Regions from separate parts of the Homo sapiens genome. Here region 1 is linked to region 2. A link is a contact called in ENCODE Hi-C or POLR2A ChIA-PET data. All regions are on one chromosome and are shown on one strand. The core of a region is the stretch at or near the end of the contact, and the rest is flanking DNA. Distances in the headings are between cores, read along the strand shown. Region 1 has its middle 29 kb from the start of AAK1. Region 2 overlaps AAK1 (AP2 associated kinase 1).

What was found. Hi-C counts contacts between places; a loop is a spot of excess contacts on that map. ChIA-PET counts read pairs that join two places held with the same protein, here RNA polymerase II (POLR2A). Pooled maps may share reads with other maps.
Region 1: a loop to region 2 is called in a pooled map, with 5 times the contacts of the local background. The contact joins two enhancer-like sites. A Hi-C loop is called at or near these places in 4 of 50 pooled maps. POLR2A ChIA-PET finds 5 or more read pairs at or near these places in 2 of 52 experiments (CD8-positive, alpha-beta T cell and activated CD8-positive, alpha-beta memory T cell).

The regions. Positions count from the first base shown.
Region 1 is chr2:69,670,335-69,675,389 of GRCh38, reverse strand. It overlaps a transcript of ANXA4 not described here. Among named protein-coding and RNA genes, the nearest start is that of AAK1, 29 kb to the right of the region's middle. Within about 2 kb of position 1,374, at least 9 of the 41 ENCODE cell types and tissues checked have a DNase peak (open chromatin) inside an H3K27ac peak, as active enhancers do.
Region 2 is chr2:69,507,961-69,512,850 of GRCh38, reverse strand. It overlaps AAK1 (AP2 associated kinase 1), which reads left to right. Exons shown (of 22, transcript NM_014911.5): 14 at 3,391-3,620. Among named protein-coding and RNA genes, the nearest start is that of SNORA36C, 9.8 kb to the left of the region's middle. Within about 2 kb of position 3,575, at least 3 of the 41 ENCODE cell types and tissues checked have a DNase peak (open chromatin) inside an H3K27ac peak, as active enhancers do.

The DNA of each region.
Region 1 (5,055 bases), core at 125-2,624, 160 kb before region 2:
TTGTCAACATGACTATAAGGTCATGAGACTCACATGCCATTTTATTTTGAAGTCATATCATATACGTAAGTGAAATAACAGAATATAAAACTATATGCTGCGATTCTACTATGTAAAGAGAGTATCTTTGTATGGGGCAGGATGACTGAGGAAAATAAAAACAGTTTGGGCCGGGCGCGGTGGCTCACGCCTGTAATCCCAGCACTTTGGGAGGCCAAGGCAGGTGGATCACGAGGACAGGAGATCGAGACCATCCTGGCTAACACAGTGAAACCCCGTCTCTACTACAAATACAGAAAATTAGCCGGGCATGGTGACAGGCACCTGTAGTCTCAGCTACTCAGGAGGCTGAGGCAGGAGAATCGCTTGAACCCGGGAGGTGGAGGTTGCAGTGAGCCGAGATGGTGCCACTGCACTCCAGCCTGGGTGACAGAGCGAGACTCCATCTCAAAAAAACGAAAAAAAAAAAAAAAACAGTTTATGTTAGAGTACAATTTTTGAAATGAGATTTTAAAAAAATTATCAATAGTGTTACTGAGTTGGAGAATCAATTATTTTTTATTGTAAGAGGATGACAGAGAATAGGTATTGAAGTCACAGGTTAATAATTTAGAAGAGAAAGGGCTGATAATGTCTTATATTTCAATATTTCTAGAAAATCAGCCTGTGTGGAAACTTTTCCCAAGCTTACCCAATTTGAATCTTAAAAGTGTTTCTTTTTCCTCCCTAAAAATAGACACAGAAATTGCTGAGTGCTTCTGTAAAAAGACAGAAGCATAAAATGACCATTGTATTTCTATACATTAGGTACATGTTCCTTCACTAGCTTGCCCAGGAACAAAAGCAAATATCAATGGTTTGCTCTTATCAATTCATAATTCTTTATTTCCGTCACAGTGTGTTCCCATTGATTACACACAGGAATAAAAATAGAAAACTCTGAGCTGGTGCCTTTGCCAGTTGCGCAGATGACTTTCTGAACAAGGAAGTTTTATATGGGTGGATGGGCATAGGAACTTGGCTTGAAATGTTAAAAAGGCAGGAAAAAAACAGCAGAATCTATTTTTCATTGTGGGAGAGCCCAGGTTGTCCTGCTTATCTGAAATTAAGCCCAAATCCTAAAATTTCTGAATACCTGCTGTCAGCTTCCTGCAAACGGGCCAGGTTGCCTAAGGAATGTCATGAGAGAGCTGGCAGAGGCAGGGGACAGGACAGGCACCAGCAAACACCACTTCACCATGCAGCTATTTTCATGTCCTCCCAGCCCACTGAAGTGCTGATAATGGCTTGGATCAATTCAACAAACACATTTCGTATACCTCCTTTGCACCAGACAGTGTTCACCGAGGCACGCAGGGTGGCCGCAGGTAAGAAGCACAGTGGGCAGCCAGCTGGGGGAATGTGTGACGGGACCCACTCTCCCTATCCCCTTCACCCCAAAGCCTCGTGTAGGGTAAGGAACATCAAAATGGGACAGATTCAGTCCAGCCTCATATCTCCCCAGGTGCCTTAGTCTGCAGGGAGGCAGAATCCCAGGGGGATTCTCCCAGCCCACAGTCCTGTTTGGCACTGGGCTAGGGCCACTGAGTGAGAGAGGGAGTTGGTGCAGAAGTCAGCTCCCACTGAGGGTGGCTGCAGGTCAGCACTTTTCTCCTTCACTTTGTGTGTGTGTGTGTGTGTGTGTGTGTGTGTGTGTGTGTGTCTTTGAAAAAAATGTTTCTTTTCTTTTTTTTTAATATACTTTAAGTTCTGGGGTACATGTGCAGAACGTGCAGGTTTGTTAGATAGGTATACACATGCCATGGTGGTTTGCTGTGCCCATCAACCCGTCATCTACATTGGGTATTTCTCCTAATGCTATCCATCCCCTAGCCCCCCAATCCCCAACCCCCAACCCCAGCGTGTGATGTTCCCCTCCTTGTGTCCATGTGTTCTCATTGTTCAACTCCCATTTGTGAGTGAGAACATGCAGTGTTTGGTTTTCTGTTCTCATGTTAGTTTGCTGAGAATGATGGTCCAGCTTCATCCATGTCCCTGTAAAGGACATGAACTCATCCTTTTTTATGGCTGCATAGTATTCCATGGTGTATATGTGCCACATTTTGTTTATCCAGTCCATCATTGATGGGCATTTGGGTTGGTTCCAAGTCTTTGCTATTGTGAACAGTGCTGCACTAAACATACCTGTGCATGTGTCTTTATAGTAGAATGATTTATAATCCTTCGGGTATATGGGATTGCTGGGTCAAATGGTATTTTTCGTTCTGGATCCTTGAGGAATTGCCACACTGTCTTCCACAATGGTTGAACTAATTTATGCTCCCACCAACAGTGTAAAAGTGTTCTTATTTCTCCACATCCTCTCCAGCATCTGTTGTTCCCCGACTTTTTAATGATCGCCATTCTAACTGGTGTGAGATGGTATCTCATTGTGGTTTTGATTTGCATTTCTCTAATACCAGTGACGATGAGCTTTTTTTTTTATATGTTATGTATACTAATTGACTATATAGAGAAAAAAAATATTGACTTTCCATAAAGCCACTACCAGCGTCATAAAATATTAGTGTGTTCCCTTAATTGTTTCAGGTCTTTAAAAAAACAAAGTGATTAACACTGTTGAAACTGTTTATGAACCTCTCCCCAAACCCATTTACTTCCCTCTCTCCCCATGCATAGTCATCATTCTGAATATCTTCTTTGGCATTTACTAGCATGTTTTTATGCTATTTCTACACATGTAGGTATCCACAAAAATATTGTTTGGTTTTGCTGTTTTTAAAAGGTATAATTTATATAAACAAAATTATACTATAATGTATTTATTAGATACATAATATTGTTTAAAATACATAATAGGCTGGCTGTGGTGGCTCACACCTGTAATTCCAGCACTTTGGGGGGCCAGGGCAGGCAGATCACTTGAGGTCAGGAGTTCAAGACCAGCCTGGCCAACATGGCAAAACCCCATCTCTACTAAAAATACAAAAATTAGTTGGGTGTGGTGGCACATAACTGTAAACCCAGCTACCCAGGAGGCTGAGGCAGGAGAACCACTTTAACCCAAGAGGCAGAGGTTGCACTGAGCCGAGATCACACCACTGTACTTCAGCCTGGGTGACAGAGCGACATTCTGTCTCAATAAATAAATAAATAAATAAATAAAATACATAATAAAGTACATAATTTTTTTCACTCAGTAGTGTTTTATATTCAACCATGTTGATCATGTAACTGTGGTTCATGAATATCCCACAATTTATCTCCAATCTATAAATAATGGGTTGCTTCCAATTATATTTGTTTGTTTGCTATAAAAACAATGTTTTAAGATCATTTCCCACATGTCTCCTGCTACCCATCCTCAAGAGTTTTTCTAGGATGTAAACATGTGAGAATTGAATCACTGAGTCATAAGGTTTTTGCACTTTTAATAAAATATCAAACTGTTTTGCAAATTAGTTGTACAGTTTATACTCTCAGTTGCAGTGAATGAGAGTTCTAGTTGCTCCACATCTTATCAACACTTGTTGGTTTCTGACTCTTTAGCAGTGATAGCATGCCTTACCAAGGATTGGTGTTGCATTTCCCTGACTATGAATGAGGTCAAGCATCTTTTTTGTGTACTTATTCACAATTCATATGTGTGTATATATATATATTTTTTGAGATGGAGTCTCATTATATCGCCCAGGCAGGAGTGCAGTGGCGCAATCTCAGCTTACTGCAACCTTTGCCTCCCAAGTTCAAGCAATTCTCCTGTTTCAGCCCCCCGAGTAGCTGAAATTACAGGCATGCGCCACTACACCTGGTTAATTTGTATTTTTGTATTTTTAGTAGAGACAGGGTTTCACCATGTTGGCCAGGGTAGTCTAGAACTCCTGACCTCAGATGATCCACCAGCCTTGGCCTCCCAAAGTGCTGGGATTATGGGCATGAGCCACCATGCCCAATTCATATTTTTTATTCTGTAAAATGTCTTGACAGGTCTTTTTTGCATTGCTTTTTCTCTTGTGTTGTTTCTTATTGATTCACAGGAGTTCTTTACATATTCAGGATGCTAAACTTTACTGTTACTAGAGTTGCAGATATTTTGATTGAGTTTTAGCCTGTCATTTTATGCATTTTATGGTATTTTTATAAACAAAAGTTATTGATTTTAATGTAGTCTCAAATTTATCATTTTTTAAAGGTTTGTGCTTTTTGTGTTTTATTTAAGGAATCCTTCTCCACCCCAAAGTCATAAAGCTATTCTACTCATTCTATTATCTAAATATTTAAAACATTTGCTCTTCACATTTTAGGTCCATTCTGAATTGATTATTGATGGTATTCCCTTCTTTTTTTTTTTTTTTTTTTTTTTTGAGATGGAGTCTGACTCTGTCACCCATGCTGGAGTGCAGTGGTGTGATCTTGGCTCACTGCAGCCTTGACCTCCTGGGCTCAAGTGATCCTCCCACCTCAGCTTCCTGAGTAGCTGAGCCTACTGGTGTGCACCATCATGCCTGGCTAAATTTTGTATTTTTGGCAGAGACAGGGGTCTCACTATGTTGCTCAGGCTGGTCTCAAACTCCTTAGCTCAAGCAGTCTGCCCTGTTTCAACCTCCTAGAGTGCTGGGATTACAGGTGTGAGCCATCACGCCTGACCCTGAATTGATTTTTATGATTGATGTAAGGTAAGGGTCCACTTTCATTTTTTCCGTAGATAACCAAATTTTCCAGTACTATTTACTCTTCCCCATGTATATGTCATCTATCAGGTCTCCATTTATCCATAGGTCAATTTCTGGTCTCTCTATTCTGCCAGTTGTCTATCCCTGTGCCCATGCCACATTGTCTTAGTTACTATAGCTTTATAATTAGGGTGACCTTGCTTCAAGTTTACTGTGGACCAGTCGCCATCTCTATTTTAGCATTTGTCTCATTTGTCTTTTTTTTTTTTTTTTTTTTTGAGATTGAGTCTCGCTCTGTCGCCAGGCTGGAGTGCAGTGGTGCGATCTCAGCTCACTGCAACCTCCACCTCCCAGGTTCAAGCAATTCTCCTGCCTCAGCCTC
Region 2 (4,890 bases), core at 2,326-4,825:
CTACACTTCTTATGAGGTTCCCCTATGCTTCTCCTACACAAAAGTGTCTACTCCCTTGGGAATGAATTATGAACTTTCTCCGTGTTCTTTGGATGAAAAAACACTTTGAACACTTTGCTCTGGGATAGTTGGTTTTGGGGACAGAGAGGAAACAGAAATAGACCATGCTTTGGCCAGGAGCCATAGAGCTTCTCAGCTTTGACCCATCCTTGTCTCCGCTGACTCTTGGCAGGGCTAATCTAAAGAAGCAAGTGAATGAAGGTAAAGCGTACCCTGTAGCCATCTTAAAGCAATAATTAGCAAAGGGGAAATGGCCATTTGCCCTAGATGTTTATTGCAGTCTTATTAATAATAGCCCAGAGAATTTGGAAGCAACCTAAATTGCTGAGAAACCCAACTGTGCAGCCATTAAAAAGCACGGTTATAAAGTCTGTACAACAGTATGAAAAGAAATGCTCATGAGGTAATGTTAAAGGAATTGTGAAATTACGGAAAAACTATACACTTGAAAAGAGACTTAAAGTATAAGGTACCAAAAAGATAAGGATTGTATCTAGTTGTATTAGAGTGATGGAATAGAAGTCTGTTTTCTATATTCTTACATTTCTTGATGTGATTATACTCCTTTTATAATTACATTTTTAAAAAATCGTCAGCAAAATAGACATCTGAGTCTTTTTATTCCTTCTCCCGTGGTCTCTCTGTCCCTCCTCCCACTTTCCAATCCTGTTTGGATGGGATGGCATCATGGGGCAGAAAAGAGTCCTGAGCCACAGTCAGGAGACATGGGCTCTGCTTCCAGTTAACCCTGTGACCTTGAATGAGCATTTGGCCTCAGTGCAGGAGTTGAAATCTGCATTTTCTAAGGTCCCTTTAAACTCTCACATTCTTTGATTCTAAGTGGAAGTATAACTGTCTGCCAGGGTTGCTGGGAGGCGTAGCTGAACAGATACAAACCACTTAGTGTCTGTAGATTGCTGTTATAGGGCAAGGTGTCCTGAAGGAGGCATCTAATCTTCAGTGTGCTGCATCTGGAGAACAGAAGAGAAAAATGTTCTCCAAGTGGTAAGAAAACTATCCAACTCCTTTCCTTTATGCCATCAACCTCGAGACAAAACAACTTCGGATGTAAAATGCCCTGGAGATTTCACCATCCCTTCCCTCCAGTCCTTCATCTCAGAATAGAGTTGTCACTGGACTCTTCAAAATAAAGGGACCCAACAGTTTAGTATTCTTTTCAGATTAATGAATGTCTCATGAAATAAGCCCATTCAGTGTATCCTCAAAGCCCTCTGACCCCTATGTGTGGTAGTATTCAGCCAGCTGTTACAGGCACAACTCTGGACCCCCAGAGGAAGTTGTGGAGCTGGAGCTGTGGTTGTCTTCACAGAGCACTCTGCCTCTCCTTCAGCAGGGCAGCTTTGTTACCCTTCTAACCTCTGATTGATATTAGAACCTTATATTGTAACATTCAGCCTGTTGGTTAAGTGGATGGAATACTGACATGTGTACATAGTCTACCTTAATAAATTTTCCAAGTCCTGAGGACAAGATGAGGGCAGTCAATATCCCAAGCTAGAAGCATCCTGACCCAGGTAGCTGGATAGTCTAGTTTCCTTAAACTGTCTCAGGGCCTGCCTTTGTAGACACTGAGACTGCAGCTGAACTGAGTTGCAGCATGGAGCAGCAACTCTAATCTGAGAAGAGGGACTGGAGGGAAGGGATGGTGAAATACCTGGGGCATTTTATATCCAAAGTTATTTTATCTCTAGGTTGATAGTGTAAAGGAAAGGGGTTGGGTGGCTTTCTTAACATTTTTTGTTCATTTTCCTTGATATAGGTGACTTATGCTTAAGGACCACTCATGTGGTCACAAGGATATTCTCACCGGTATGTTGTTCTGTGGTGGCAGTTTGGCCTGTTTTGAAAATGGCCCACATCACAAGAGTCCTTGTATTATTAGCTCAGTCATCATCAGGACCTTTTTTTTCTTTCTTCTTCTTATATTCTCTGCCAGTTCTTCAATATTATGTCCAAACTGAAGATTGAAACAAGTTAATCCCACTAAACTAATGCTACATATTTTCTTAGGAGTTGCCACAGAAATAGGATCTTATATACCCATCCCATCAGTGAAATAAAGAGCCTTAACAACAAAACAAAAAAGGGAATGCTTATACATTCTTGATGGGAGTATAAGTTAGTTCAACCATTGTGGAAAGCAGTGTGGCGATTCTTCACAGAGCTAAAAAGAGAACTACTATTCAACCCAGCAATCCCATTACTGGGTGTATACTCAAAGGAATATAAATTGTTCTGCCATAAAGACACATGCATGTGTATGTTCATTGCAGCACTATTCATAACAGCAAAGACATGGGATCAACCTAAATGCCCATCAATGGGAGATTGGATAAAGAAAATGTGGTACATATATACCATGGAATACTATGCAGCCATAAAAAAGAAGGAGGATGGAGGCTTTGCAAGAACATGGTTGGAGCTGGAGGCCATTATCCTTAGCAAACTATTGGAGGAATAGAAAACCAAATAGCACATGCACTCACTTACAAATGAGAGCTACATGATGAGAACTCATGGACGCAAAGAGGGAAACAACAGACGCTGGGGCCTCCTTGAAGGTGGAGGGTGGGAGGAGGGAGAGGATCAGAAAAAATAACTCTTGTGTACTAGGCTTAGTACCTTGGTGACAAAATAATCTGTACAACAAACCCCCGTGACACGAGTTTGCCTGTTTACCTGTATAACAAACCTGCACATGTACCCCCGAACCTAAAATAAAAGTTCAAAACAAACGAGCAGTAACATTTATTAATCACAGTAGAATTTTCTCTGACTCACTCCCAACCTGTGGTCTCGCTATGGCAGAGAGTGAGGGATCTCTTAGCAGAAATCATTCAGCTTAAATGTGTTTCGCTGGAGATACGTCTTCATTGGCCTTTACCTGTAGTGATAGGATCTATTGCTTGCCCTTTGAAAGCATTCTGAATGAGTTTGTATGTGACTCCAGAAATAGAAAGTGGTCCTTTATGATAAATTCTAGATCTTTACAGCTGGAATAGCTTCTGCATTCTTATGCTTTGAGCTGAATATGGTTAACATATGGTTACCCTATATATTATCGCTGATAAAGATTGAAATTTATGTGTATCAGGCAAATACCATGTTGTTATCAGTCTCAAAGTTGCAGCACAGATTGTCAAAGCCTGGATTTTTCTTTCTGGGCATTATTGATAAACTTAGCCATGTGAGTTTCATGTTAGTGCTTATGTGGCATTTTTTGTTGTTGTTGTTACACTTATCTGTTTGTTTTTCCTTTAACTTTTTTTTTTAATTTAATGAAACACTTTCCGTCTCTCTTCCTAGCAGATTCAAGCCCCAGTAAGACAACAGCCAAAGGTTCAGACAACCCCACCTCCTGCCGTCCAGGGGCAGAAAGTTGGATCTCTCACTCCACCCTCATCCCCCAAAACCCAACGTGCTGGGCACAGGCGTATTCTCAGTGACGTAACCCACAGTGCAGTCTTTGGGGTCCCTGCCAGCAAATCAACCCAGCTGCTCCAGGCAGCTGCAGCTGAGGCCAGTCTCAATAAGTCCAAGTATGTGGTGCTTCCTCTTTGTTGTTCTTACCTCTGTGGGCAAAGTCTGCCTGCGGCTGTTAGTGTGTGATTCTTTGCATAAGTGTGTAGATGTGTGTAATGCAAATACAGTGGTGTGTACTTGTGTTTGTTTATTTTTCTGGTTTGTTTATTTTTCTGGCTCATTTCATCTTGCATGTACTTGTGTTTAATGAGCAGCTGTGAATTTGTCTTTAGTGCATGGGCCATACTAATCTTAAGAAATCTTTTCCTACTTGGCCCACTGTTCTCATTCTCTCACCTGTTCCATGCTCTACAGTGTGTTTTCTGAACTCTCGATCTGACCGAGTCTCTCCACGCTGAAAAGTCTTTCACTGGCTCCTCATGATAGCTGAGCACACTGCTTAACATAGCAGGGCCTGTTGTGTTTCACAGGCAGACTTGCCATTCTTCACCTTCCCGAGCCCTTTGTTCCTCCTGTGCCCTCTCCTGGGACTGCTATGCTCCTCCTTGCCCACCTAGGGAATGTTCATTTATTCATCAAGATCCATGTCAGAGGTTGACTTTTCCTTGACCCTTCCTCTGATATGATGTATAATTTTTGTCTGAACATTTTTTTGAGCTTATATGACATTGTGTTGTCGTTAATTATTTGTATGTCTGACCGAACTGGTTTGTGAGTTCTCCAAGACAATGACCATGTCTTAGTCAACCTTTGGAAATCCAGTGACTGGTTCTGTGCCTGACAAGTAGATTTTGATGAGTGTTGAGTAAATGCAGTTTCAGACCCTTAACTGTCTTAGAACCATACACTCTAAAGTTAAAATCTTTCAATGAAGTTAAGAGAGACTTTATAAGAAAATTATATAATGATACTTAGATGCACAAAGTAGTGGTAACTGTCTTTATTTCTTTTTAATTGTGATGGTGGCCCTTAACTCTATGCATGCTGGATCCTGAGAGATGAGAGGCAGCCTAAATAGACCTCTTTCCTGCCCTTCCAGAGGTCAGTTATTGTGGATGTTATGGTGGTCACCACAAGATACACAAGTCTAAGAACAGGTTGCTTTTAGATCCTGAACTGAAACAACTTGCAGATAAGACTGAAAACTTAAGCAAGAGATTAAGGAAGTAGTGGGAGGTAGTGAGTCATGAAGGAAAGGAGACATTCATTTCACAAAGTGGAATGGGTATCTGCGGAAATTCTTCAGGTGCTGTGGAAAGCCCTTTTAGGAAAACACTGTGGGCTGGATGCAGTGGCTCACGCCTGTAATCCTAGCACTTTGGGAGG